3 separate regions of the Homo sapiens genome follow, and regions 1 and 3 are each linked to region 2. Evidence: chromatin loops called from intact Hi-C (ENCODE). Cell type or tissue: mammary epithelial cell. All regions are shown on one strand. Links, peaks and the distances in the headings refer to the core of each region. The heading gives the core; the rest is flanking DNA.

Region 1 (10,080 bases), core at 1,452-9,451, 52 kb after region 2:
TAGGAATGCATTTCAAAGTTAGATTTTTTTTTTTTTTTACCAATTTATACAGCATTCTGAGGCTTGGCTTCCTCTGAGTGAGGCTCCAAATCATTAGAGACCCCGTGGCTAAAAACCCCATAGGAGACATCTTGTGCAGGGTAACCCCAATATGAACAAGCTTATTCTTCAGCTTGCATGCAAATGAGATCCTGGTGGTTCTGTTCAATCAATGGCATCTAGGTATTGAAGACATACTATGTGCCAGTCTGCATCAAATGATTCTGATCTGTGGAGAAGAGTCAGCTTTATCCCTGCCTTTCACAGAAGTGGCCTTCTAGCAGGAATTGTAGAATTAAGCAACTTATTACAATTATTCAATGACATGCAATGAGATGCAAGCTGAGGAGGATCCCTGAGCACCCTGAAGCTCCCTAGAGTGATGGCAACAGAGCCTGGGACTGAAGTACCTATGGGCTGAGAGAGGACAGTTTGGATGAGAGGTGGAGGTGCTAGGTGCCAAGATAGCTCAGCCTGAGTGTCCTGGCCTGAGTCAAAGTGGCTGCCCTAAAGCTGTGACCTTTGGCCTGAGAGCTAAAGGATGTGTAGGTGTTCACCAGGCTAAGGAAGGGAGAGAGTGTGTGCAGATGCAATGTGTGTGTGCACAGGTATATGTGTGTGCATGTATGTGTGTGCATATGCATGTGAGCATGTGTATGCTACAAGTGTATTGTGTGTGACGCATGTGTCCATGCATGTGTGTGCATGTGTAAGAGCATCTGTATGCCACAAGTATGTTGTTTGTGCATGTGTATGTTACAAGTGCATGTGTGTGTGGGTTGCAGATGCATGTATGAAAACATAGATGCCACGAGTATATTGTCCATATGTGTATGTCCATGTGAGAGCATATGCAGGTGCATGTATGTGAGCATGTGTGTACAAGTATATTGTGTGTACATGTGTGTGCACGTGTGTATGAGTGTACATATGCCACAAGTACATGTGCGTGCAGGTTTCAGGAGCATGTATGTGTGTATGTGTTTGTGTGTCCCAAGTGCCTGCGTACCACTTATAGACACTCTTCAGCCTTTACATCTCCTTCCTATCACAAGGCAGTCATTGCGAAGTGGATTTCAAGCCTTCTCCATATGGTGCAGTGTTTCCAAGCCTCTTTTGGATCATGGATCATTTCAATTAACAACATAACAACAACAGCTATTCCATATTAACTGCATGGCAGTCATTGTGCCAGACATTTAATGTGTGTTCTCTCATTTTCTTCTCCAGCAAACCCAAGAGGCAGGCCTATGGTTATTGTTCCATTCTACAGAAGAAGAAACACAGGCTCAGGGAGAGGAAGGCTCTTTCCCATGGTGGCCCTGAGCACAGGTCTGTATGATCCAAAGTATATGCTCTAATCCACTAAACTCTTTCCTGCCACCAGAGCAAGTGACACACCAGATTGACCTTATAGCAGGTCCCCCTCCCACTGTTAACTACAACATTCTCCTAGCAGTGAATGAAAAGTATTCAATGAAGTTCTGTTCCAGCTCAACCACTGATTCACTGTGTGACACTGGAAAAGTCCCCCATTCTTTGTTGCCCTGGAGCTTGCTGAGCTCTATCACTCTACATGAAGCGCTTAACACCACCATCCACAGATGGCAGGCAGGTTAAATAATCTCATGAAATCCCTGTTTCCTCATCGCTAAAATGGAGCTAACAATGGTGCACTCCTGATAGTACTGTGGAGGGATTGACCAAGCTCATGTGTGAAGAATGCTCAGCCCTGTGACTGCCTCACAATGTATGCCCAATAAACTGCAGCTGTCGCTGATGCTGAGAACACAGGAGAGCCAGAGAGCTGAGAGCACCAGCTTGGGAATCAAGTGGACCTGGATTCAAATGATTAAAATGCTCACTTTGCCTTCTAATGGCCGCGTGACCTTGGCAAAAGTTATTTAGCTGTCAACTTTTCCTTGCTTGTAAAATAGGAATTAAAATAGCACCTACTTCATAGGTGTGTTTGAGGAATACATGAGATAATACACATAGCATTGCCCTATGAATGTTAGTTAACATCATTACTATTTGCACACATTGAGTAATATTATAAATAAGGATTATGTGGGGTCTAATTTTGTTCCAGTTCAAGGTTTTAGAAAAAAATAAATAGAGGTATCTGGTTTGGTCAGATTTACTAGACATTGTACTGTTTGTAAAAAATTTAAAAGAAAAAAAAAAACCGGACCTGTCTCATGGGTCAATAGAAAGTCAATTTCCTTTTGGCTGAGGCCAGCGATTCTGTGCAGTTTATTCTGGTGCTGGCTGGCGGTTTGGTTAGGTTCAAGGCCATGACCATGAGTAAGTGATTCACTCTTGCCAAAAACTGCAATCATGGTCATATTCTAAATATTTATACTAAAAGAAACCAAACCTGCTCCACCTTTAGGGGTCACAGGCACCACTCCCTCACATACTGGAGTTCATTCATTCATCCAACTCAGGCTTATTAACCATTCACCTCATGCCAGACACCAGGCACTGGTCATGCTGGTGGCTAATGGGACAGAAACCTGCTAGCAGCTTTGGCCAATTTTGGAGAAACAACCGAATCAGGGCCCTCAATGATGGTAGCTGCACCTGGGCTGTGCAGGCTCCTACAGAGAATGCAGGCCATCTGTTTGGTGCATATCACAATGTGGTCTGTTCCAGCTGGGAAAGGCACTTGGGGATCATCTCAGGCAACACACACCCTTTACAGCCACTGAGATCTCACAGCTGAGCTAAGATCCTGCTATTCTGACTCCTAGATCAGCACCTCTCCCTCCCTCCTAGATGCCCCAAGATTTCCTCCACTTCATACAGAGCAGGCGGTCTCCAGACATTTTAGCTCACAAACGACTTCAAACATAGTGGTAATGAGAATTGAAAAAGTAATACCACTCGTAACAGTATCTTTCACTTACTGGGTGATTTCTGGGTGTCAGATTCTTCGTTAAACATTTTATATGGTATGCCTCATCTAACATTCAAAGAACATTATTGGTTAGGTCATTATTATCCCATTGTACAGAAGAGGACACTGAGGTTCAGAGAGGAGAAGGGATTTTCCTATGTTAACACAGCTAGAAGTTGCAGAACTTAACTTCATCTGACTCCAAACCCAGTGCACACCGCCACCACACAATATCCCCTCAGTGGGATGCACAGCACAAGGGACCTGCCCTCCTGTATCCTCCTCCTGTGCTTACCTGGCCAGCAACAGTTTGATGTCTGCAGCTAGGAGGGAGGAAGAAAGAGCAGCAGGTGGGCAGAAAAGAGGCTTCAAATCTAGTCCTTGGCTTTAGCACCCACTAAAATCCAGGACTATAACGAGCTTAAGGATGATGAAGAAAGACAGCAGTGGAGAGCACACTGGTGAGGAGATGGATGGGTGGGTCTACAGACTGTTCCAGTGTCTGCTCCAGGTGAAGGGTGGCACCAGGTGCTGGAAGAATACCTGTGTCATGTGACCTGGGGCAAACCATTTCCTATCTACTAGAGAGGGAGCACAGGATAACAATTAAGCCTGTAGCCTCTGAAGCCAGACAACCTAGGATGAAACCCTAGCTCTGTCTCTTACCAGGTGTGTGACTTCATACAGTATTTAGCATACTGGGCGTTAGCTTCCTCTTCTGTAAAATGGGCATAATAATACCTGTCTCATAGTATCATTATGAAAACTAAATGAGTTAATACACAGAATGCCCTCAGGACAGTACCTAACACACAGTAAGAACTATATGCATTTTTGCTAAATGTTTAAAAATTATGTAAACTAGAGGTTATAGTACCCAACTGTTTGAATTAAGATGCTTTTGGCTGCAAAGTAACGGAATATCTGATCCTAAGTGGTTTTAACAGAAAGTTTTTATTAGTATTAGTTTCTCATTAGTATAATGAGAATCGTCCAAATGGAGATGGTTCCAGGCTCAGGGATGTCCCAGGAGCTCAGGATCTTCTTATCTCTCACCCTCCCTTTGACTGTCTTCCACAAGTCATTTCCCATCCTGGCCCAAGATGGCTGCCACAGCTCCAAATATCACATCCCATTACCACAAAGCCAAGTATCACATCCAAATGTCACAAAGCTACATCTAGAAACAGAAAGTAAGGAATAGGGAATCTCTCTTGCACTATTGCTGTCTTATGAAAGAGAAACTATTTCCTAGAAGCCTCTCTGAAGACTTCCTTTTTCTGTCATTAGCCAGAACAGGGTCATGTGACCACCTCCAGGCCCTGTAGAAGGCTAGCAAAGCAATATCCTGGCATTTCTGTCACAATATAGAGCTGGGCTCCACAGCAAAGAAGATGGGAGGAAGAAGAGTAGTTGAATAGGCAATCAGCAAGCCTTGCAAGATAGTCTTGAGAAGGAAATGTGGGGAAAAGTGCAGGAACACTGTGAAAGAGTTAACCACTTCCACTGTACCTATGTAAGACATTGTTCTCAGAAATAATCATATCAATAGCAATGCTTCTCCCTGTGGGTTAGAGGTAGAGTCTATAGAAATGCAGGATGCCCCATCTCTACTAAAATACACAAAAATTAGCTGGGCGTGGCGGCATGCACCTGTAATCCCAGTTACTTGGGAGGCTGAGGTAGGAGAATTGCTTGAACCTGGGAGGTGGAGGTTGCAATGAGCCGAGATCGCACCATTGCACTCCAGCCTGGGTGACAGAGAAAGACTCCGTCTCAAACAAACAAAAATAGAAATGCAGGATGCCAATAATTCTAGGTTGTCCTGTTCTTTCCCCATGGATATGGCAGGCAAGGGAAAAATAAAAGGAAACCGACTGCCCTGACACTAAAACTGACGTTGTATGGCCTCATAATAACCCAGGCCTGGAAAACAATAGACCACCAACTTCCCCTCTCATTTTGGTGGATTATAAATAAAGCCTGGAGGGAAAGTAATGAAATTAGTTTAAGAACAGTGATAGGATTCCTCTGGCCAGGTGCAGTGGCTCACGCCTGTAATCCCAGCACTTTGGGAGGCCGAGGCGGGCGGATCACAAGGTCAGGAGATCGAGACCATCCTGGCTAACACGGTGAAACCCCGTCTCTACTAAAAATACAAAAAATTAGCTGGGTGCTGTGGCGGGCGCCTGTAGTCCCAGCTACTTGGGAGGCTGAGGCAGGAGAAGGGTGTGAACCCGGGAGGCAGAGCTTGCAGTGAGCCGAGATAGTGCCACTGCAGTCTGGCCTGGGCGAAAGAGCCAGACTCTGTCTCAAAAAAAAAAAAAAAAGGATTCCTCTGAAAGCAGAAAACCTTTATTTAGAAAATACCTTGTGGGCCATTCTGTAGTGAAAAGTCAGCCCTCTGCCCATAGTCTAGATCTGAGCTCGGCAAACATTTTCTCTAAAGGGCCACATAATAAATACTGTAGAATTTTCAGGCAATATGGCCCCTGCCACAACTACTCTACTCTGGGTAGTATAGGCAATGACAATGTGTCAACAAATGAGTGTGGCTGCATTCCAGTAAAACTTTATTTTTTTAATTTTTCACTTTTTACTTTTGAGAAGGAGTCTCACTCTGTCACCCAGGCCGGAGTGCAGTGGCATGATCTCAGCTCACTGCAACCTCCATCTCCCGGGTTCAAGCGATTCTCCTGCCTCAGCCTCCCGAGTAGCTGGGACTACAGGCATGCTCCCTTCCCACTTTCCCCTGTTTGTCACCCCACTTCTCAACCGCTCCCTGATTTTTGTATTTTTAGTAGAGATGGGGTTTCACCATGATGGTCAGGCTAGTCTCGAACTCCTGACCTCGTGATCCACCCGCCTCGGCCTCCCAAAGTGCTGGGATTACAGGCATGAGCCACCATGCCCGGCCATAAAACTTTATTTATAGAAACAGGTGGAGGGCCACATTTGGCCCACGGACAGCAGTTTGCCAACCCTGGTTCTACATGACAAGTTACGTAAGACAACAACCTAAGCCAAGGGACTCAAACTCTAGTGCCCATGGGGCTGGAGAGGTAAAGAAGTAAAGCAGGCTGGGTGGGGACTGTGACATGTGGAGAACATATGACTCATGGAAAGGAGGCAGTTGCAAAAACCAATGTAATAAGACCCTCCAGTATTTTAGGAAAACCAGAAATGCAAATATTAAGGGCATCTTCTCATTTTTAAATATTGGCACGCATTCAAAATTTTAAACCTGGTGCAGACCTAATTGAAAAAAAAAATCTGGGGGCCAGCACAGTTTAGCGGCAGCCAGTGTGTGTCCTCTGGCCCAGATCACCCTTCCTGAGCAATGTGCTATGACAACGGAGTACACATGACACATTTGAGTGGCATGATCCAGGAAACTTAGCCCAACGCCAGTCTGACCTATTGCTAATGGAATGCATAACTGCCGCCGTCCTGCCCAGTGGCCGGGCATGTGGGAGACCATTCGCATGCATGACTGCAATGAGCTGCACGTGCACAGCTACTCCAAGTCTGGACCGTAATTCTCTCCCTGCCTCACTAGTCTTCTGCTTTCTATAAGCAGTGTTGGCATAATCAGTGCCCTGTGACATCAGATGCCATGTAATATTCATCATACGGACCCTCCTGACATACTTCAGAGAAGCAATGAGATCATATGAAAGGGACTTAACAAGCCATGAAACCACACAGACATCAAATGGATTGGTTTCTGGCTTCCCCAGCCCCAAGCATAAATTCAAATCTTCCAATAATGAGTATATTCTTTAGAGAGATCCAAAAAACCCCAGAAGCATGACAAACAGGACAGACACAAAGCAGAAGGACTCTCAACCAGATTTCCTCCTGGTACAAAGGCCCTTAAGCTGTGTCCAACGCTGCCCTGCGGAAGCCCAGGCGCCACTGAAAGGCCCCGGGCTGCAGACAGCTCAGCTTGGGACATTCTGTCCTTGGCTGTATTTCAGCCTGTGTTCTCACCTGTTCACTGACTTCTTTGCCTCTCCCTCCAGTTCCTGTAAATCTACAGCATCCTCAGTATTTGCCTTGAGCTTCTCTCTCACTTGGTTCAGCTCTATACCTTCCTGCCTTCTGCCCTATTTGCCTAGGTCCTCCACTTCAAAGGTTGCACTGACCTGCCTTTTCTGATGTCTCTGGACATGCTCCACCTTCAGACCCTCAGCTCCACCGAGACCACCAGCATCAGGCTCCAGCCCATCCTGTGCAAGGCCTCCCCTTTTTTAAGGAGCTAGTTTGATGTCTGCTCATCTTACCAAGGGCCCTACACCCACATCCATAACTTGCTAGTGAAGACATCAACCTAGGTGCCACCTATTTGGGTCGCAAAGATTCCCTCTCACCTCATCTCTGAAGATCACTGAAAACCACTCTTTTGATTCCCTCAGCTATATATTGGGGGTGGAGAAAGGGAGGGATGAGAGAAAGAAAGAGAGAGAGAAAAAAACAATGCAAACTTCCTACCACAAATGATGTTCACCCCATGTCCACTGAATCCTATTCTGTTCAAATTGGGTGCTGAGCCAGCAGTTTTCTAATGGCTCCTCAAGTCTTGTGATTTTTTTCAGGTTTTTCAGGGACCCAGGTAGGAGGGTTAAGGGGGATGCTGCATATCAGAGGTGACTTCAGCAGAACAGCTCCATCGGATCTGTTTTGTATACCATAGTCCTGCATGAAACTATTGTTTGAAAAACTTATTCCACCACTAAAAAATTAAAATTTCTGTGTTAGCCACTGTGACCAGGAGCAGATGGAGCAAGGCAAGCTCCCTTACTGAAGAAGCCCATAGGATAAACTTGAGGTAAGCAATATTTTTGGCATAGGGCAATTTGGAAAGTATTGGGCTAAATTTTTGTTTATAATGAAAAGTAACTTATTGAGTCTCACATTAGGTGTGTCTGTTCCCACAATTTAAGTTATCTACTTTGTTGAATAGAAGAATAACATCAAGGAAGTATTACTTTTTATATGCTTAAGTATGAATGTCTGTTTCCATTTTCCCAGTGGTGATATGGGGGGAAATTTCTAATCTTTCCTTCTGAATTTAGACAATGAAGCATTTCTCAGAGGTGTCATGAGGGCCTGCTCATCACTTGCTTAGTGCATAGACCCTTGGGGGCATCTCCAGAGGATTGCCAACAGGGCAAAACCTCTTAAAGCAGTGCCCAAGCTCCTGTTTTCTTCACTTCATTGTTCAAATTCATATTTCTCCCATGTGGTTTGTAGATACCTCCTAGGGGTTGGTAAGTCCCAATGAGTCTTATGGACAAGTGAGCAGACTAGGCTAGCAGTGGCCAAACAATACGGAGCCTGCAGGGAGAGTTGTGTTCTGTCAGCTGAGCTCAAAGTCTAAAAGCCCTCGCACACCCTCAGCTGACAGTTCAGGCAGTGACAGCTCATTCGGGAAGGAGATTTGCAGTTGTGAACACTGACCAGCTCTAAAAGAATAGAAAAGTAATTAATCATATCATTTTAGAGCTGTGCATTCTCAGACTCTCAGAATCAGAGCCTCTTAGAACCTCAGGCCCGGGAGAAAGCAGAGAGGCTCCAATATTGCATAATGGTTAAGTTCACCAGCTTTGAGTCAGATAGACCTGAACTTGAGACCACTCAAGGACTCTACCTAAAAGGAAATTTACTAGAGGACATGGGACAACTCGCAATAAGGAAGATAAGGTGTAAAACAAACTCAAAGCAGGCAGCAGAAGTTGCAGCAAACTGGCCCACGAACCAGGGCTGTAATCAATTCATCCTGAGCATTTCATCAGCTCTCACACATAGGTTCAGGATTCCAAGTCCTGGGCAAAAGATTCCAATCTTTTCCCTTGTCTCCCCAGGGAGGTTTGAAGAAAGTTTCAGGCATCATAATGGGAGGGGAAAACATCTTGGTTTACCATGCCAACAAAACCATAAACACTAAGGGTGAGGCTCCCAAAGGAAAGCCAGGGGCTGTGGGGAGGTGAGAATGGCTGCCTGGGAGCATAAACAACAGAGATCTACTATCCTGCACCTGCCACAGTGTTGCTCAGAGGACAGACAGAAATGCTCCACACCACGGCCTTAGCATACTTTGGGACACAAAAAAAGGGCCTCCATAAACATGAGTGCCTTCATTTACAACTCATGCTCCTGCATGGAGCTAGATCCCCTCTAGAGCACACCTGTTGAAGCAATTGCCACTAACTGAGACTCCTTCCCCTTTGTAATCATGTCGCCTAAGTTACCCTGAATGCAGAGGCCATTTGCTTGGAGAACTTTAAGAGATTTTATTCATCATGTGGATGGCCCATGCCACTGAGAGTCCAACAGTAAATATATTGGACCAAACCTGGCTCAGAAAAAGGCTCCCTCCACTGGGACTCAGAAAAAGACTCTCCTTCCCTCATCCTCCCTTAGGATTCCAATATCCTCCTTTAGGATATTGGTATAGGGAATGTATTCACTTCCCTATTACAATATCATAAGGGAAGGAAAGTCTTTTTCTGAGTCCCAACGGAGGGGGTCTTTTTTGATTGGAATAGGGAATACATTCCCTATTCCAGTAACCTAAGTAGTGTCCCCCTCCAGGTTCATTAGACTGAGTGAAGTGTTGGGTTCTGGCAGTTTAGCTTCACACACACTCTTAGGTCAGGAGAGAAAATAAAGGCAACACAGCCTCAGAGACCTAATATTTTGTCTTAATATTCCACTAGGTCAGGAGGAGCCTCCTTGGATGCTCATGCCAAACCTCAAAAACTCTAAAAATGCGTGCCAAATAGGGGGACAGTCTCTTGCTTCACATTTCCAACTATGGCCCTATTAAAGGGCTGCTGCAAATATCTGGGGTCTGAAGCCATGTTTGCTTAGCCTGAGGCATATCCTAAGTTCAAAATCAATTGTGCAGAAAAGGGAGGGCCAATGGAAAGTCAGTCAGCTGCTGTCTAGCAAGTCAATGCCACCCTGCCCTGAAGGACATCAGCTGGCCTGACGGGGGCAGAGCTACAGCATTGTCTCTGAGCTTATTTCCATCTCTATTCTGATGTTAGATGGGAGTATCAATATCATAGCTCAACAACGCTCATCTTCAGCCTGGACTCCTCTAGCTCCCTCCCGCTAAGGCAGCCAATCCT
Region 2 (10,080 bases), core at 1,262-9,261:
CATCCCAGAGAAAGGAAGAGGCAAGACCTGAGGTGGAGCATAAGTTCATGTTCTAGGAATCCAAGGAAAGCTTCTAAGTGACAGGAACAACATGACAAATGACAGGGAGGGAAGAAAGTTACGTTTTCTTTAACTATCCTTTGCTAAAATAGAGCTCTCAAGCACAGAAGTGAAGAATTAAATATTTGGAAAAGTAGGCTGTGGCCCCATTGTAGAAAACTTGAATGTCAGGGTAAAGAGATGAGACAAGTTCTCTACATGTTTTCTAATGTCACGTACAAGACATTGTTCCCAGGCACAGCACACTCCTACTGGCTTATCCACAAGTTTTACTACTTTTATTATTACAATTACACTTTTTATTATTACCCACCAAAATGCTGTGGGGTAGGGGGTGTAAGAAACCGCAATAGTTTATGAATAACTATTTATAACACTTTAAAAATGGCAAATATGGCAGAAATTGCTTCCTGTCCCCCAATATCTACTCTTTCATTCTTCCCCTGTAATATGGCTGCCAAATTTCAAGTTGAAACACGGCTACATTTCCCAGGATTCCCTGTAGCTAGGCTCAGCCATGTGACTAAGTTCTGCCCAATGGGATGTTGTAAGCAGAAGTAGAAAAGTCAGGTTCTGGATTGTGTCCTTAAGGGAGGGGGCGTATCCTTTATTCCCCTCCATCTTCTCCCTGCTATCTGGATTATGGATCTGATGGTTGGGTTTCCACTCAGGATGGTGACATGAGGGGACACACCTGAGGATGATAGAGAATTGGAAGAAACCTGGATCCTGGATGCCTGTGGAGGCTCCATACCAGCCGTGAACTGTCTACATGAAGAGTTTCACATGGCAGAGAGGTAGACTTCTCTCTGTTTAAGCCACTGTTCTTCTAGGTCTTTGTTAAACGCATCTAAAGCTGGATGCTAACTAATATAGTCACTTCTTACAAGTTGTAGCAATAAATAAAATAAGCCTATTATAATGTAAATGAATTAGAAGGTATGTATTAAAAAGATAGCCTTGAACCCATTTTACATATACATTTTTAAGGTAAAATTTTCACAAATATCTGTACTTTCAAATATTTTCACATTCACTTACAACACAACTGACAAAAAATCATAGCATCATTTGTGTCATGACACTAAGGTAGACAATGCTGTGTATAACACAAATTGGTAACTCCATGAAGCTGAGGACAGCTGCCTCTCCAGAGCAGCTGGAACTGGGCTCCAATTAGAAATCACGTGATTCCTTAGCCGGGCACAGTGGCTCATACCTGTAACGCCAGCACTTTGGGAGGCATAGGCAGGAGGATCACTTGAGATCAGGAGCTCAAGACAGACCTGGGCAACATAGCGAGACCTCTACAAAAACTTTTAAAATTAGCCAGGCATAGTGGTGTGCTACTATAATCCTAGCTATTCCGGAGGCTGATCCCTTGAGCCCAGGAGGTCAAGGCTGCAGTAAGCTATGATCGTGTCACTGCACTCCAGCCTGGGCGACAGAGCGAGACCCTGTCTCTAAAAATAAATGAATAAGTAAATCATGCGATTCTCATCAAAAGCGACGTAGCCTGTGGACTAACTTTGGCATCTTACAAAGTTAAACATAATCTCCACCACATGACCCAGCAATTCTACTACTAGGTATTTGCCCAAAGGAAATGAAAACATTTGTCCAAACAAAGAGTTGTACATGAATGTTCAGAGAACTTTATTCAAGTAGCCAAAAACTGGAAACAACCCAGATGTCTATCAGCAAGAGAATGCATAAACAAATTGTCATATGGTACACGCAATGGAATGCTTCTCAGCAATTAAAAGGATTGAACTACTAATACATATAGCATTGTAGATGAATCTCAAAAATTTTATGGATGTCAGAGTACATCCTGGATGATCCCATTTATAGATCCTAGAAACAGCCAAACCCATCTGTAGAAACAGAAAGCAGGTCAGTGGTTGCCTGTGGCTGCAGGAGGAGTGGGACTGACTGCAGAGGGGCACAAGGGAACTTTCTAGAATGATAGAATTGTTCTATATCTTAATTGGGGTGGTGATCTAACAAATGTATACCTTGGTCAAAACTCTTCACTGTACGGTGAAAATAAGTGCATTTTCTTGTATGTAATTTACATTTTAATAAAGTTGACTTTTAAAGTTATTTTGAAAAATTACCAAACTAAACCAAGAAAAAAATGCTTTAAAGAAAGAAGGTAAATAGTGATTTTAAATATGAGTCCTAATTTAATGTCAAAAGTGGATATTCTGAATTGCAGCAGTATTTTTAAAGCAAACTGTTTCTCACATGAACACTCTGGATAGCTGTGCTCCAGGAAGAGAGGCAGTAGGGACTGATTTCCTGAAAAAACAGCTCCAGGAGCTGCCAGTGGATAGCAGGGAGGTGAGGCAGGAGTGCATGGAGGAGCCAGACTTGATTGGGTATGACACACCCTAGGGCAGGGCTCAAATGATCTGTGAAGGGCCAGGTGTCTTTTGTTTCTGTTGCTTGTTTGTTTATTTGTTTTGTAAAACTAAAAAAAAAAAAAAAAAAAATCCCATCTGCTAGAGGTCACAGAAATGAAAGTTCAACTTATTCTCCATGTATGTGCTAATGTCATCGCAGATCATAGCAACGTGCACAGATTGGCGCTGGTGCACAGAGCCACTTTCAGCAACACTGCCCTGGGGGTTCCTGGAACTACTTGGGGTGCACTCTGGAAGAGACCAAGGTCCCATGTAAGCAAACAGAGGCAGAAGTCAGAGACAAGTGGGTCATGATTATGAATATGCGGTCCTGTTTGTCCACAGTGCGTGGTGAGGGCTGAGGAAATGTGCTTACAAATATTTCAGAACAGGTACAGGAGGCTGACAAAACGCTGTTTTGGAAAGACTCATCTGGCAGCACACACCAAGGCTGGTGGGGCACAAACAGACTTGAATCCTGGAGACTGATGAGGAGGTTGATGCAACCAACCAGGTGGGAGATGGGTGACCGGGATTTGAACCATAGTAGAAGCTGTGGAAAGGAGGAAATGGAAGGCAGAAGATGAGGAAAGGAAGGGTCAACAATGACTGGTGACTTGTCAGGGGCCTGGGGGATGGAGACCAAGTCAGAGCTGGCCTGTGACACAGGAAGGAGCAGGTATTCTGAGGAATGAGGGGGAAAATGGGGAGAAAAACTTGAGTCTATGGCCTCCATCTGCTCTGGGAAATAGGAAGTGGGTTCTTGGGCGTGCCAGTGCTCCCTGACCTGGTGGTTCCTGAGGGCTGACTCTGCCTGCCTTGGCCTCCTGCCCAGCAATCCCTGACCCACTGCCGCCCACAGCACCACCCACAGTGGAAGACAAAGGGAGACAAACAGAGGGGTGCCTTTGTGCATGCCATTTCCCCGTGCCTGGCATGCGAGCTTCCTCCCACCCATTCTCTAACTATGACTCCTCCTCACCCAGGCCCAGCCTTGATATCACTGCAGAAGGAGCCAGGCCCCGCTGTATGTGGCCATGACACTCAAATGTATTACAGCACACATGTCCCATCACGAAGCAGCTGCTTATATGTCCATCTGCCCTCCCACAATGCAGGTTCACCATAGGGGTTGGATCCAGCTTGCATTTCACCAACCTTTAGCACAGTGCCTGATGCAAGTCACTGTGCTCAGGAAGCAACATAAACAAGTGAGGATGGAGCACATTGAAGGACAGACAAACACAGGCAGAAAGGTCATGTGAAATGGGCTCAGCTGGTGTGGAGGTGAATGGGAGCCAGAGGTCACACGGACTCTGCTTTTCTCCACCCTGTGATACACGTATGTTAACTATTATTTGAAACTGAACTTCTGTCATTCCAGACAGTTTAGCAGCTGCTCTCTGAATAAAAACACAATTGGAAGAGACCAAGATCCCATGTAAGCAAACAGAGGCAGAAGCCAAAGACAAGTGGGTCATGATTATGAATATGTGGTCCTGTTTGTCCACAGTGGGTGAGAGGGCTGAGGAAATGTGCTTAGAAAGATTTCAGAACAGGTACAGGAGGCTGACAAAACACTGTTTTGGAAAGACTCATCTGGCAGCACACCAAGGATGGTGGGGCACAAACAGACTTGAATCCCAGAGACGTGAAGCCCATCCGCAAAGACACTATTGTCTGGATTTGGACAGCATCACTCAGAGCAGTCTCACCCTAAAAAACCTTAGGAAACTGGACTGAGGCTGGAACTGACCAGTGAAGGGGAAGTCACCACCTTTAATCTGAGAGCAAGCAGTAAAAGAGAAGCTGGAAAATCCTTCAGTTCCACTGGCGCTGAAGTGATTGACATGACTTCACATCACTGACTGAAGAGGTGGAATAGAAACAGGTGGAATTGTCATAGACCTGGAGATAGAAGCCCAGTTTCAATGTGGGGTTGCCCACCCCGGGGACGGGGAGTGGACAGCACTCCAAGAATGGTCTGGGGTTTATGGCCTGGTTCATTCTGATGGGTTTGTGCCCTTACCGTAGAGGATGTTCATGTTTTGAGTATCACCCCTACCCACCACCATTTAGCAGGAGTTATCACAATGATTTCCTAATCCAGAGAAAAGGCTTCTGCAATACAGAGAGAAAAGGGATTGAGATCCCAGAGGGAAGTTACTAGAACAACCAGAAAGGGAAGCTTTCTATTGGAAGCAAGGATTTCTGGACACAAAACTTTCAGTACTGAAATCAAGGAAAGTCTTGCATAAACTGGCCTAGTTGGAAGGGACCTTAGAGATCATTGCCCAACCCCCTTTTTCATAAATACAGCCCCAGAGAGGGCTCACATTCACACAGAGCCTGTGGCAAGGCTACACCTGGAGCCCAGGTCTCCACCTCCACCTGCAGGGCCCTTTCCCCTGGTGGTGCTTTCTTTCAGTGCCACCTTCTTCATTTCCATAATTACAACTAATTTCTTGGTACTACCCAAAGCAGGGAGTTTTCTAACATCGAATTGTTAGATAGGAGGGATGGCAATGTCTCCCACAGTCCTGTTTCCAGGTGAGGAGGGTCCTAACGGAGCCATAGCTCATCCCACAAGTCCCTGCTGCCCTGCTCAAGGCAGGCTGCACCTCCCAACTCCTTGACTTGCTCTCTGGCAGCCTCCACAGTCTCTTTGAGTAAAAGAAGGCTCTCACCGAAGCCTGAACCAGAGAGTTTGCCTCTCTCTTTTCCTTGGGCTGCAAACAGGTACAAACAAAGACCCAAAATAAATAAAATTCTTTTTCTGTGCCACCCTTAGCACAACAGGGTGAGAGGGGAGAGAGCAAATGCTTAACTGGAAAAACTCAGGGACAAATCACCTGGAGCTCCTCCATCCACCTGCAGATGGCACCTCTGGTTTTCCTATCCTCTCACTCCTTAGAGGAGTGAGTAGTGAAGTGAGCAAATGATTTCTGACCCAGCCCTCCTGGAACCGGTGGTCCGAGAGTGCAAGGCCCTGGTGTGAGGAGTCCCACGCATCTGGAGATGCATGCTTCCCGAAGGATGATAAGATCAGCCTGATGGACGGACAGCTACACCTCCAAAGACTTTCAAAACAAGAGCACAGAAAATGAGCAACTTCTCCTGCCTCTCCTAAGCCCCAGGCTGCCTGTTTACAAATTTTCTCTCCTCTCTCTTCTCATGCCTGAATCTGTTCAGGAATGTTACATCCCAGCCTTTCTGGGATGACTACACGTCACAGTGGCAGCCATTGTAATGCCTCACATCCCGGAATGTGGCATCCCTGAATGAGTCAGGCAGGAGTGCCGGCTGTGAGAGAGGATAGCCTGCCTCATGCTGCTTCATCCTGGGATCATGGGGCTCAGGCTACTAGATGATGCATTTCAAGATTCCCGAAGGCAACATGCAATTTATTGTCCAGTTTGATGGAGAAAAACAGAGAAGTGGGACTACAACAATAATAATTTCACTTTCATCACCTTCTAATTTATAAAGTCCTTTCATAGCTAGGCCCTCAATTGACTGGTACAATAAATATCCTTGTGAGGAAAGCAAGGCTGGTAAAGCGCAGAGGCTGGAAATGCCTCAGGCCTTGTGCCTGGTAAGGAGCAGACAGGACCAGCAGCTGAGATGTTGGCATCATGCAGACTTCAGGGCTCTTCCCATTGCATGGTCCATGTCCTTCCTTCAGAAGCAGGCATGCTGCTTAGTCTGTAACGTAGACTGGCAAATGCACGGAGGTTTTTCCAAAAGGCTGAGGTAGAGGCATTGCACACAGCAGTCAGAGACACCGACGTGGGGGTTGAGTAGCCCCCAGCTGAGTCCTGGCCCTGCTTTCATTGACTTTGACCAAATGATGCTACTTAAATTCTGACCGTCAGTATCTAGTTTTAAAATAGATACAATAATGTCTACATCATAGATGTTTACATTAAGAAGATAAGGTCTTGGAGACAGTACAGCATAGTGGCTGAGAGCTATAGCGCTGGTGTCAATAGACCTGGATTCAAACCTCAGGTTTGCCTCTTGCTAGCAATAAGTCACATCACCTCTCTGAGTTTCAGTTTCCTCATCTGTGACATGGAGATAAAACCTCTACCTGTTTCATAGGGTTGTGAGGACTAAGTGTGATAATATATGCAAAATAGCTTATCTAAGTGCTTGGCAGGAAATAGGCACTTGATAAATACTTGCTGAATGACGAACTGAAATGACTGGCAAGGCTGGGATATAAAACAAAGACTGAATAACTCCAGAGCTGGGGCTCTTAACTTTCATGGAATGCTGGTTCTCAAACATGCCAAGCACCTCCCACCAGATAATTGGGGTGAGAGGCATTCTTGCAATAGCTGGGTAATTATCCTCAAAGCCCCTTCCAATCCTTAAGCATCCATGAGTTCACCTACTCTCTTGGATGCGTCCCAAAGGCCTTCAAAGAAGAGGAACTTGGGGAAGGAATGTAACCTCCATAAGAGCTATGTCTCCACACAAGGGGAGAATTGGGCTAACACACACACACACACACACACACACACACACACACACACACACAGAGGTATATCTGGCCCCATTCTACCACCAAGATGAGAGGTTTCTGTCTTAGAGACCGTAGAGAGATGCTGCTGTATGAGAACACTGAGGCCCAGAGAGGTGAAGCAATTTTCTTAAAGCTGCACAGCCAGAGAGTGGCAAAGCCAGAACTGGAATTCAAGCCTCCTGACTTCCAGCCCCAGGCTCCCTGCCACTGCCTCCCTATTTACACAGGCTTTCATAATCATTAGGGCACAGAATTAGTTCAGCACTAAGCTTTCAAAATCCACATGGTCCCTCCCATAGGTCCTCTTGAGGACAAAATCACTCAGGGATAAAAATGTATTAAGTCTTTTGAAATGGCAGAGGAGGGTGTTCCCTCACATAAGAAATCCTGAGGACACCAGAGTTGAAATACTGATTTGATCAGCGGATCATCTGGGCCCCATCTCTTGTGCAATTTTTGTCTTGTTTGGTATTCAGATGGTGGAAGTGTCAGGCTTCTGAGCCAATGCTCTCTGACAAGTGCATTTTACATGCCTCTGCAGCCCTGACCGAGGAGTGGCAGGCCTGAATCAGTTCTCACCAGAGGTTCGGAGAAATAGGTTGCTCTGATCCCCAATCAAATCTATTAGGAGTTGTCCCACCAAACAAGCCTGTGAATTCCAAACAGTGGCTACGTTCTCACTGCCCTTCCCACCTAGGTCACTGGCCTGGCTGGACGACAGATTCTGGAGCCCCAGATTGTCAGTGCTGGGCAGAGGCTCAGACATGTTTTGACGAAACTCCATACCTCTCAGCTGCAGGAACTAAGGCCCAGGAAGAGGAAGGGACTTGTCCGAGGTCACACTGTGGGCTCGAAAAGTGAGAGTTTTGTTCCTTTGGCCCACAATCTCCTTTGATCCTAAAGTGGTAGCCTGAGAAGTTCAGATAACAGAACATGTGACAAAGAAGCCAGAGCTCCAGGACAGTGAGGAGAGAGAAGAGGCACCAAGCAGCCCCTTAGTGACTGAGCTTCTAGGAGCACCTGGCACCCAGAAGTCCCTGTCCCCTGACAGTGCAGGTATCCTAGTGCCTAGAGCCAGATGCTTACATAACACGAAACCACACCTACATCAAACACACACACACCAAAACCAGAAGTGACCTTTTCTCCTCTTCACGCCTCCCAGCATCTGAAGCTGGATCTCCTGCCCAGATATGTCAGCTGGAGAATGAACAGCTTAATTTGTGATTGGAGACATGTAAGTTAGATGCAAGGAAAGACAGTCCCAAGTTTTGGAGCTGAGTGACGTTACTAAGGAATTTCCTTCTTTAGAGAGTAGTTTAATTTCAATGTTGGGTATGGTTATCCGAGAACATATAGTTCCAGAATTGAATAATCTATAAAGTTTGCTTGAACTGAGTCATTTGCTTCTGTTGAGATTTGAATTGGAGTCAGAGAAGTTTTTTGTTTTGGTTGCCAGGAGTGGAGTCTTACCCTAATATATAGTCCTTGGAAAGACCCACTTAGACACAAACAACAGCCACCACCCCTCCCATCCAAAAAATTAATACTTGGATGTGGGTCAAAACTGAGCACAGAATAACAAAACACGTGCTGTTTCCTAAAGTCACCTTCAGGAGCTGCTGGTATAGGAAAACTTTTTGTCTCAAAGACAAAGAATAGCACAGGCACCTCCATGAATCAGGCTCCAGAAGCTACTACCCGTCCCCCTTCATGAATCAAGGTACGAAAACTTCAGACTTTTGTGAGAAAATGTTTTAAAACAAATCCTTGAAGTTTAAAAAGAAAAAGAAAGGTGTGCTTTTCAGAAGATTATGCAATGTTCTAAACTACAAACAGCAGGAAAATTTTGTCCTCCCCAAACTCTAACCTGAGCATGCTTATTCTTCCTACTGTAGACTCTCCGCGATGGTAAAGGACCAACGAGGTACTACCAGGAAAGAGTTAGATACACAGAAATCACTCAGTAAATGTTTGTGTTACAAATAAGGTCAAGAAAGTGAGCTTTTTATGCAATTTAAACTAAAAAGTCATCCTGTTCAAAGCTTGGAGAGGTGTAGGAGAAATGAATGTCTGATCTAAATTGACTTTCAACCAAGACTGAAAGTGGCTGTTACTGATCCTAAGCACCATAACGCAACTAACATTTATTGAGTGCCTCCTGTATGCCAGGCACTGGGCTAAGTGCTTCATCTTGGCTACCTTATTAAATCCTCAGGATAACTCTGTGAGCAGGTAATTGTTATTAGCTCCAAATTACTGGAGAGGGAATTAAGGATTATGGAACTTGAATAACTTGCCTAGTAAGTAGCAGAGCTGCTACTCTGGGATCAGAACCTATGCCTTCCAACTTCACAGCCTGTGTTTTTTAAACCATTATGTTCTACTCCCTGCCAATTTTAAAAGTCTCTTATAATTGAGTGAATTAGGGCACTGGAAGAGAGGGTTTTTTTTATTTTCACAAACTAGCAGGGACTACACTTTAAGCTCATCGTGTGTTGCTGAGTGATGAAATTTGTCTCTGAATCTGGTTCGGGGAGTGCTGGCATTCTTCATTCCACAAACATAGGTTCATTCATTCAAATCCATATCAGCACCCAGAATAGGATTTGTACTAAATATAGGGTATGTGGAAAGAAAAGACAAAGGGGCTACCCTCAGGGATTTCCCAGTCTAGTAGAGGGAACTGACTTGTTAATCAGTTACCACCATTCCATTGGGTAGCTGTGGTTGTAGGTTTGTGTGCAAGGTCCTTTGAGGACCAGGGCCAAAGGAACAATGTAACATGGTGGTTATTTAAGTTCATAGATTCTACAGAAAATCAGGCCTGAGAGCAAATCCCGGCTCCGTCATTTAACTAGCTAGGCAAGCCGAACAAGTTCCTTAATCTTCTAAGCTTCAGTTTTTATCACTTTTTAAACGCTGACAGCAATATGGTCTATACCTCGCCCTGCTGTTATAAGAAGCCATCAAGGAAGACTAGTCTGGGAAACCAGAGATGGGTCTACACAAAACTTAGGCAGAAACGTAAGTAGGAAGTGATCGTTTCAGGAGGAAAAACTTTGGACAGAAGCAAGAAGG
Region 3 (10,080 bases), core at 1,270-9,269, 150 kb after region 2:
TTTAGTTTTTCTTCAACTTTTATTTTAAGTTCAGGGGTACCTGTGCAGGATATGCAGGTTTATTATATAGGTAAACGTGTGCCCTGGTGATTTGCTGCACAGATCATCCCATCACCTAGGTATTTAGCCCAGCATCCATTCATTATCTATTCAAAAATATGGAACACTTCACAAATTTGCATGTCATCCTTGCACAGGGGCCATGCTAATCTTCTCTGTATCCTTCCGATTTTAGCATACATGCTGCCAAAGCAAGCTCTCTATTTTTCAAATATTCTGTGATCGGTATGCATTTGTTTTCTAACACTGAAGGCAGGTAGAGAAGTGGCTAAGAACAAGTGGCAATCAGACAGTCCTGGACTCAAACCCTGGCTTCTTCATTAGCCATGTGACCCATGTGAACCCAGTCTATGTAGTCTATATGGAGCTGACTCTCTCCCTAGCTCCAAAAGTGAGCACATAATTCAGGCATAATCCAACTGGGTTATGCAGTGCCATGGCCACATGATCAAAGTTAAGCCAATGAGAATTAGTTCTAGGACCCTCATCAGCACACTTAGTGATTTCTTTTCACTGGACTAGAAGCTATGAATATGACAGCCTGGAGCTGTGGCACCCACCACAAGGAGAAAGCCCACCTGACATTGAGTCCAACCCATAAAAACAGAGCTTAGGAAAGATAGCTTTCTGATAACATCATCTGAACACCTTGATTTAGCAATATCTGAAGAAAAAAACCTAGATTTTCAGTTATTAATCAATAAATTGCTTTTGATATAAGCTAGTTTTATTTTTATTATTATTGATCAGAAAAAGTTACTAACCCTCAATTCAGAAAAACACTGAGATTTATTTGTAAACTGCCAAACTGTTTTCCAAAGAGGCTGTAACATTTTGTATTCCCACCAGCAATGTGTGAGAGTTCTAGTTGCTCCACATCCTCACTAACACTTGATGTTATCAGTCTTTTTAATTTGGGCCATTCTAAGTAGGTAGGCCATTTTATCTGATTGTTTCAATGTGCATTTCCCTAATGACTTACGATGTTAATCACTTTTTCACATGCTTATTAGTCATCTACATACTTTTTATATGGAAGTGTCCATTCCAACATTTTGCAATTGTTATTGGGTTATTTATCTTATCATTATTGAGTTGAAAGAGCTTTTTTTTTTTTAATATACTTGTTCTGGATATTACTCCCCAGTTGATGGCTTGCTTTTTGTGTTCTTAGCAGATGTATGTAAGTGGGAGGAAAGCAGGATGGGGTGGGAATGAGCTTTGTACATACATGGGATGCTAGAAGCCAGCCTGCGCATGCTGGGGAGGTGGGTAGTTGTGGGACTAAAATGGATAAGTATGGTAGGTTCAAGATGGCAGAGCACTTTAAGGCAGGCAGGGGTGTTTAGAATGGATACAGTAAGCGATGGTGAGGTGTGAAATATTCTTGAGCATGGCAATGGCATAACAAAAGTGAAAATTCTACTTGGGTAACCTGGGAAGGATAAGGAGAGAAAAGCACAATAGGCAGAGAGACCAGCTGAAGAGGTGCTGTGAAAATCCAGGGAGGTGAGTGTAAGAATGTGGGCTGTGGCCCTGGCAATGAGAAGTGAGGGCATAGAGTGAATGAGGCTATATTTTTAAACAAGAAAAGAGAAGGCATCTTGACATATTGAATATGAGGGATAAACATGGGGAAGAGGCAAGAATTGCAGAAAATGAATGAAGGAAGGGATTTAAAAGATCACCTAGCTCCACTCCCAATTTTACTGTTGAGAAACTAAAGGCCCAGAGAGGAGTCATGATTTTACTGAGATCACACAGCAAATTAACAAAAGCGCCAGAGGCCATCCAAATCAATGGGTAGGAATGGGTAGGGACCTTGCCATTTTCTCTACATTAACCTGACCTCAGAACTCTAAAGTCTCGGGCCTCTGATCAGGGAAACATCTCACAACAACTTGCCGAAAATGAGAATTCACCTTCATTTCTCCTCTCTCAGCCTCTCTTTGCTCCTACCCACCCACCACCATGCTCAACTTTAAAAAGAAGACTAAACAGTAAACATTTATCTGCATGTTTTTTTTTTCCTGTACCCACATTTTCTTTTCTTTTTTGACCTAACAGACCTACCATCAGCAGTTTTTATGATGTAAACCCACTTTCTCCTTGTTGGGACGAATAGCATGTTAGAAGTACAGCTACATCTACCCACATGAATATATCTTAGATGATAATGTTTAGCAAAAAAAAAAAAAAAGTTGCATCATGATATCATTTTGTTTAAGTTTTAAAGTCTGCAAAACAATTCTTTGGAATGATTGTGAGTTCATGAATATGTAGTGAAAGCACATAACCATTGAATTCATGAAAGTTATTAACTACATGGAGAGAGAAGGAGAATGAGATTGGAAAGAGATATCCAGGGGCCCCTAAGTATGTTTATGATGTTTTATTTCTTCAAAAAGTAAGAGAAAGAAAAAGGTAAAGTTCTGAAGATAACATGGCATAATGCAAAAATTTGTTACAGCTAGATGGTGGGCTAACTATTCTAATATCCTCTATTATCAGTAGTTTTAAATGCTTTACAAGTCATTTAAAATTCAAAAGTGAAGCATCATTTACTATTATCAGCATTCACCCTTGATCTCCTGTTATTATACTGATGATTCACATTTATCAAAAAGGTTGAAAGGAAAGTTACAAGCACCAGTGATCAACAGAGGCGAATGTATCTCTTCCACATCTTCTATTTAAGGGCATAAATCTGCCAAATTTCTTCAAACAGGCATTGAAAATAAGGGTGAAGTGCTAGAAGTTTTTTGATCAACAAACTTTGACATGGCTTTCTCTGTGATCCAAAGTGAGCAACTGTAGCTTATTAAGCAATGGCAAGAAACAACTCATAGATAGGGTGGGGAAGTCAGAGATGATAGCAACTGATCAGAACCTATCCTCTCACCATGTGCAGTCCCCCCTGATTAGGGGAGTTCTGTGAGCAGTTGAGAGCCATCCCAGGGAACAGATGCTGCAGGCAGAGTCCACATGTAAGAATGCAGGTGCCTGGAGTAGTCAGAGTCAACGTTCATTATTGTGTCACTCCACACAAACTAGTCTGGCAGCTGTCCAGTGCTCAGTGCTATCAAGAGCCTTCTCCTTTCCTGTGTCCATTAGCCCTGAGGACTCACTGTTTTGGTGTCTGCTGTTAACTCTCACTTAAACAGACACAAGGCAGAAGCACCCCAGGAAACATAAGTACAGACTTCTCCAGACCAGTAAGGAATTAGGAGGAAGTGATGTAGGAGTGGCCCATATTAACTAACGATAAAACAGCCTGTAGTTACTGAAGGGTTATCAAAAGCCAGACCTTGTGCTAAGTCCATGAGAGGAATTATTAAATTTAATCCTCACAAAAGTTCCATGGGATAAGTACCACCATTAGATACAGTTTACAGCCAGGAAAACTGAGGTTCAAAAAACATGAGGGACTTGCCCAAGGTCACACAACTATTAAGTTGCTCCAGGATGGGTCTCATACTTTGTTCCTTTTCTCTAGGATAAATAGGGGAATCTGGAATGGGAATATCCAGATCGACTGGACTTGGACCTACAACACCAATATCAACCTCGCTAGGGAAAGGCCCTGACACATACAGGGAATAATATGGGGGAATGGCATGAAAAGTCTCGAGGGAGATACATAGCAGGCTAACTCTTGGTGAAAAGGTGAATGCGGGGTGCCAGCCAGTAATCAATGGCAAAAAGAAGGTGAAAGAATAAAGTAATTGAATGATAGTGTTATTATGATTTTGACCTTTTTCAATATTTTGTTTGTTTGTTTGTTTGTTTTCAGCTGCGTAACTCTGTTCTACAGGAAATCTTTGGCTGAAGGACGATGTCAACTAGAAGCAGAGCCGCTCTAGGTAGGAATGAGGGAACATGAGCAGAGCTCTCTGAGGCACCTCTACACAGCAGTTTACAACCCTAAAATTGTATATATGATTAAATGGAGGCCCAGGGAGAGCGCGAGTTATACTGGGGTCATCAAAATGGAATTAACAATGGTGAATTTTATTGTGCTCAACTAACTGTGCACCAGACTGTTTCACCATTTCACATGTAGACTTAATCTCCACCACAGCTCTATGAAGAAGACATAATCATGTCATAAAAGCTACAGATAAGGAAACTGAAACACAGAGAAGTTAAATAAGTTGTCGAGGCAAGTAAAAGAACCAAGATAAAATCCAGACACTTTGGCCTCAAAGACCAAGTGAGTAGCCAAGATGACAACTGCATAACTAGAGCTAGAGGAAGTCAGATCTAGAACCCCGATCTCCGACCAGTGGTCCTGCACGTCTCCCTCCATGCTGTTTCTACTCTCATGGGGCACAATGACAATAGGACTTAGGGGGAGGGACTGAAAAGTGTTTACATCTGAGAAATCTGGAGAAGCGAAATTGTTCATAGCTAAAGTCGTGCCTTTTGTGCCAAGGGCATCATTTGGGGGGACACTCCCTGCTGTAGGTGCCAAGGTGCCTAGATCAAGACTTCAAGCAGAGGAAGCAGAATATGGTTGTTTTGGGTTCACTTTAATGACCTCAAGTGCCTTCTACAAGCCCAAGTCATAAGACTAAAGAAGAAAGTTGTCTGTCAGAGAGTAGAAAGCCCTCAGCTAGGGGATGCTCCTTAGCTCCTTCTCTCAGGAACCATGGTGGAGCTCCAGGAAGACACAGAGTTCTAACAAGGGTTAGGAATGATTCCTTGGAGCAATGTTCCCCTATCTCCCAAGCAAGCCTCCCCCCACCAATCTAACCCCACATTTCCCCAAAGCCACCACTCATCCTGATAAACACCACACAAGAGAACACAGGGCCCTACCTTGATTCTCCTCTGAAAAAAAGCAAGAAGGTTGCTTCAGGGAGACCAACCAGCCTGGTTGGCCTGGAACTGACATATCCCAGCAAATTCCTCAGTCCCAGGCAAACCATAATGGCTGGTCACCCTAAGTCACTCTCCCATGAGTTGACAATTTCTTAGAGCAACAACTCTCCATTGCCTCAACTTGATGCACACACTCACACATGCACTCACACACAAATCACTCTGTAATAGGTGGAGGCAGGAAACTGCCTGTTTTTCTCCAGTAACAGCAACCCTGACAAAAATAGGCTTGAATGACTAAGGCCAAGTTTATGGCCACCCATAGGCCACAGAGGAACTCACTGCCTGAACTTTCTTCCTGTCCTGGGGGGATCTCGGGAAGAAAGGAAGGAAGGGCTTAGTCACACCCTGGGAGTGGCAGCCAGGAGCAGTGCTGCTCAGCTCCTGACAGAGTAAACTCAAAGGCTCTTTCTTCAGGAAAAAATAGATGCTTCCAGGCTTTGCTCCCTTTTTACAGAGCCAGCATGACAAACACTTACCCAGGGAGGAAGGAGAGGCAGCCAGAAAGCACAATCATCTCCCCATCTTTGGGAGAAAAGTTTCTCCAACCCAGCAGGTCCCTGAGCCTCTACTGGACCATCCACTTTGGCCAAGCCACAGGCCAAGGGCCCCCTGGGAAACTCACCTGGGCCCCGGGTCAGACTCCGCTCCCTGGGGATGCAGAAGCAGCCACCCATGTGTGTACCATCCTACCCTGGCCGAGGCCCTTGGGAACACAGGCCAGAAGAGTGCTGCAAGGGACAGCCTCCCAACGGTGTCCCTCCTCCCGCCTCCTCCCTGGCACACGAGGGACCGAGGCCTGCTCAATGCACAATGCAGCCTTTGATATCCCGGCTACAGCAGGAGGCCCAGGGAGGGTGGGAGGGGCAGCCCAGCCCAGCCTGCAGGCCCACAGCTCCTGCACTGTCAGGCCTGGGGAACAGGGCTCCTCCCTGCCTCTCAGCAGATCGCTTCATGCCTATCAGCCTGCAGCACATTCCTCGCATTCTAGGATTGAGATACACAGTTTGGTTCTTGTGAGGGCAGCCAGGGCTGGGGAGGAGGGCAGAGAACATCCCAGAGATCAAGACTGCTCTTCTTGCTCCCTCCCCGACTGACTTGGCCCACACTGACTGGCCTGCCACCCCTTTACAGTGATCTCCACCCAGTCTCTCTCTGCAAAGGCCTCCCTTGGCTCTCTGATAAAGTTGGAGCTGTGGGTGCAGCATTTCACTTGGACCTAGCAGCATCAATGAGCCAGCTCCTCACTGGGGAACATGCAAACCCCCAGCTGCTGGTGTGCAGGAAAAGAATCCAGGAGATCACCTGATGAAGCCCAGCATTTTACAGGTGAGGGGATGGAGAACCAAATACATCAAAGGATGGGGAGAGGTTGGTCAATAGGTAAAAGGTTAGAGTTACATAGGAGGAGTAAGTTCTAGTGTTCTATTGCACAGTAGGGGGACTACAGTTAATAACGTATTGTATATTTCAACATAGAAGAGAGGATTTTGAATGTTCTCACCACAAAAAAACAATGATGTTTGAGATGATGGATATGATAATTACCTTGATTTGTTCATTACACAATACATAGATATATTGAAACATCACATTCTAGCCCATAAATGTGTAGAATTATTATGTGTCAATTAAAAATAAAACTAAAAGAAAAAATACAGCAAGTCTACAGGTATGCAAGCAAAACTGGTCCCACAAGACTAACCTCTTTCCTGTTTCAGATAGGCAGTGGAGCAGGGGAATCCAGTTGACACTGTGGCTAAATTTCAGAAAACCTCCCATGAGATCTTGCAAAGGAGATGGAGAAAATATGGCTGAATGCCAGCAAGGTAGGACGGAAGCATGACTGCTCTAACAACCAAGCTCAAAGAGCACTGCTCACCCAATGTTTCCTTCATGACTAGAGCAAAGTGGTGAAAGGACCCTGGTGAGAGGCCCAAAGAACAGGAGGTGTGAGCCAAGAGAAGGTCCTGCCAGGCCTATGTTGCAGGCTATTTGGAGGCTGAACTTGAGGTCAGTATCACCAGCATTTTTAGGACGGCAGTGGCCTGATCAAGTTTATATTCTGAGAGGAGCACTTGGGTGACCAGGTGAAGAATGGCCTAGGGGTCAGTCCCACCAGAGATCAGGAGTATCCACCTCACACACCAGCCTAGCCCCAGAGGACAGGGTCTTGAGCCTGTCTCTGAAGCACTGCTCCCGTCTCCATCCTGACTCATCCTGAGACACAGTTACTGAATGTTTACTGTGGGCCAGGCTCTCACTGTACATTATTCTATTCAAATCCCATAACAGCCCCATAATGTAGGCATCATTTCTACTTTGTAAGTGAGGAAACGGATAAAGAGGAGTGTATAACTTGTCCAACTCCCTCCCTTCTCCCACCATTTATGAATGTCAGAGTCAAGACTGAGCAAGGTCTAGTTGATTCCACAGCCCAGAAGAATCACGTTTCTGATACATGGGATACATTGTGGGTTCTCCCATGACTACTAGGACACACAATGAGAAAGGCCTAGGAAGGACTGAAACCTCTGGAGCCAGCTAACCATTTACACAAAGCCCAGGAGATGAGAGCTGGGGCAGGGAGTAGAGCGCAGGAGGGATGGGGTCTCTCTGATCACATTGCCACCGGGGAGGATGTTTTCTCTGTGCAGGTCTATTTAAAGTATCTACTTCCCATACGTTTCTCATGTGTTTCCCTTACTGAAGTACAGTGTTTTTGAATATGAATTCAAATGTTTTCTTGGGCCCACAATGAAAGGACAAGAGTTTCTTTAGAAAACAGCCACTTAAAACTGGGATGTACTTGAAAGTCAGGCAGTGACAAGAAGCCCCATGCTCTAACTTACACACGCTGACAGATGCGCAGACTTATCATTGCTCCTTGGCTGGTCTGCACACCAACCACTCTTACACAGGTACAACAACAATCAGACTATAAATGATCAAAATCAACTATTGAAAGGATCCCAGGCCATGTGTCAGAGATGACACCCTAGGCAGTTGGCTAACACACACATTGCAGCAGGTCTTAAATGAATAGTCCATTCTGGATAAAGTCATTGCTTCCCTTGAGATGCAAGAAACTGTGCTGTTCTGCTCCTGGGTAGCCTGATGAATTGACTAGAGCAAAGAGACTTCCAGCAGGAGCAAAGGCCCTGAAGTAGGAACTTGCTTAGCATGTTAAAGGAAGTGTGGCTGAAGGCTAGTGAGGTAGGTGAGGGCACAGAGATGAAGTCAGAGAAAGCAGCAGGAGACCAAACAGTGTAGGGCCTTAGAGGTCATCTAAGGACTCCAGTTTTTACTCTGAATGAGGTAAGAGCCAATGGAGGACACTAAAGAGAAGAGTAACATGCATGACTTACGGTTTTAAAGGGTCAGCCTGGCTCATGGGCTATAGATGGAACTCCAGATATGCAGCAATTGTAACATCCAGCAGAGAGATGATAATGTCTTGAACCAAAGTGCTATTGGTAGAGGTGATGAAAAGGGTTTAGGTATTAGACACATTTTGAAATAAGGGTGTATTAGTCAAGGTACTCCAGAGAAACAGGACCAATAAAAGTTGAGAAAAAAAAAAATTAACAAATTGGCTCCTGTGAGGGTTGGCAAATCTGAAATCCATAGGGCAGGCCAGCAGTCTGGAGACTCAAGTAAGAGTTGCTATTGCAGTCTTTAGTCAAAATTCCACAGAGCAGCAGACTAGAGACTCATATAAGTTTCCCATGTTGCAGTCAAGAATTCTTGAGAAGAATTTCTTCTTTTTCAGGAAACTTCAGTCTTCAGTCTTAAGGCCTTCAACTGATTGGAAGGCCCCCAGTCAGCTAGTGGGAAGACCCATGCACATTAGAGAGGGTAATCTGCTTTGTTCACTGTCTACTGATGTCAATGTTAATTATCTTTAAAAAAAAATACCTTCAACATCTATTTTGTTCTTTGGTCAAACAACTGGCCACCATAACCTAGCCAAGAGAACACATGAAATTAACCATCACAGAGACCCATGAGGATGTGTTGATACATTGAATGTATGAGAGGAAAAAAAAAAATCTACTTTAGAGTAGTTCTGATTTTTTTTATCTGAACAACTGAAATAATTTAATAATTATTGAAATGTTAAATGCTAGGAGAAAAGAAGCTTTGTGAATTGAAACCAGGAGTTTGGTTTTGTATATGTAATATTTAATAGTCCTTTAGTATATCCAAGCAAATGTAGACAAAGCAATCTGGAGTTCATGGAGAAGTTAAAAGCTGAAGGTAAGTATTTGGGAGTTGTCACTGTGTAGAGGGTATGTAAAGTTAGAAGACCAAGCAAGATCTCTTAAGGCAGAAAGTGGAGGATAGAATACAGAGGATATATCAAGAATGAGCCCTACAAGCACATTAATTTTTATATGAATAAGAAAGGAGTAGAAACCAGCAAAAGCGATAGAGAAATAGTGGCCAGTGAGACGATATGCACCAAGAGCATAAGATGGTACAGAATTCAAGTGAAGAAAGTGTTTCAAGAGCAGAAGGTGATTAACTATGTCAAATGCTGCTAATAAGTAAGATGTGCACAGAGAATTTACCACTGGACATCTTGGTGGAGCAGTGGAGATAAAAGCTAGATTGAGAAAGCTTCAAGAGTATACGGTAAAAAAAAAAAAAAAGTGGAGCTCCAACCCACCTTCAACTCACCACCATCACCATCATTGCCATCATTATGGAATACCTGTTATTCCCTTAATATTTGTTTGGTGTTCAGGGGTTACAAGCTCATATGGCTACAAGAGCCACGCAGCTGATAGAAATGAGTGAACTGGCCAGGAGATAAGTGGCAGCTGATCCCACTGTAATTGCCTAATGGATTCTTTCTGCCTGCTGCACAGACAAAACCAGTTCACTGAGACTGGTATTGCAGCAGAGAAAACCTTTCATTAATGTGAGGCCAGCCATGCAGAACAACCAGGGTTATCACTCCAGTCAATCTCCCTGAAGACTCAGAGTTTAGGGTTTTTCAAGGATAGTTTGGTGGGCAGGCAGGGAGGGGTTGGGTGCTGCTGATTGGTTGGGGGTGCAATCATAGGAATGTGGAAAATAGTCCTCATGCACTGAGTTTGTTTCTAGATGGGAAACACAGGACAGGTGAAG

Evidence for each region. Hi-C counts contacts between places; a loop is a spot of excess contacts. Peaks named below come from ENCODE experiments on the same cell type or tissue, not always from the same donor. Only the 100,000 strongest peaks of a DNase experiment are listed, where the experiment ranks them.
Region 1: it touches region 2 in a loop (4-fold over the local background); 18 of 110 quality-filtered maps call a loop at or near these places.
Region 3: a loop joins it to region 2, with 3 times the contacts of the local background. A loop is called at or near these places in 2 of 110 quality-filtered maps.

What each region holds. Positions count from the first base shown.
Region 1 is chr5:148,959,648-148,969,727 of GRCh38, forward strand. No RefSeq gene overlaps it. Among named protein-coding and RNA genes, the nearest start is that of MIR584, 98 kb to the right of the region's middle. In mammary epithelial cell, for the core only: no CTCF peak of the experiment used is centred there; a DNase peak (open chromatin) is centred at 6,354; H3K27ac peaks cover 2,580 bases.
Region 2 is chr5:148,907,528-148,917,607 of GRCh38, forward strand. No RefSeq gene overlaps it. Among named protein-coding and RNA genes, the nearest start is that of ADRB2, 86 kb to the left of the region's middle. RefSeq lists an enhancer at 2,611-3,810. In mammary epithelial cell, for the core only: CTCF peaks have their summits at 4,885 (motif pointing left) and 5,353 (motif pointing right); DNase peaks (open chromatin) are centred at 3,334, 5,704 and 6,634; H3K27ac peaks cover 6,669 bases.
Region 3 is chr5:149,057,402-149,067,481 of GRCh38, forward strand. SH3TC2 (SH3 domain and tetratricopeptide repeats 2) reads right to left here and starts at 5,661. Exons shown (of 17, transcript NM_024577.4): 1 at 5,570-5,661. The coding sequence starts at 5,621. MIR584 (microRNA 584) reads right to left here and starts at 5,008; the gene lies at 4,912-5,008. SH3TC2-DT (SH3TC2 divergent transcript) reads left to right here and starts at 5,916. Exons shown (of 3, transcript NR_122044.1): 1 at 5,916-6,273; 2 at 6,849-6,957. It also overlaps the pseudogene RNU6-732P. RefSeq lists a silencer at 5,625-5,919. In mammary epithelial cell, for the core only: no CTCF peak of the experiment used is centred there; DNase peaks (open chromatin) are centred at 3,130, 5,220 and 5,870; H3K4me3 peaks cover 434 bases; H3K27ac peaks cover 3,774 bases.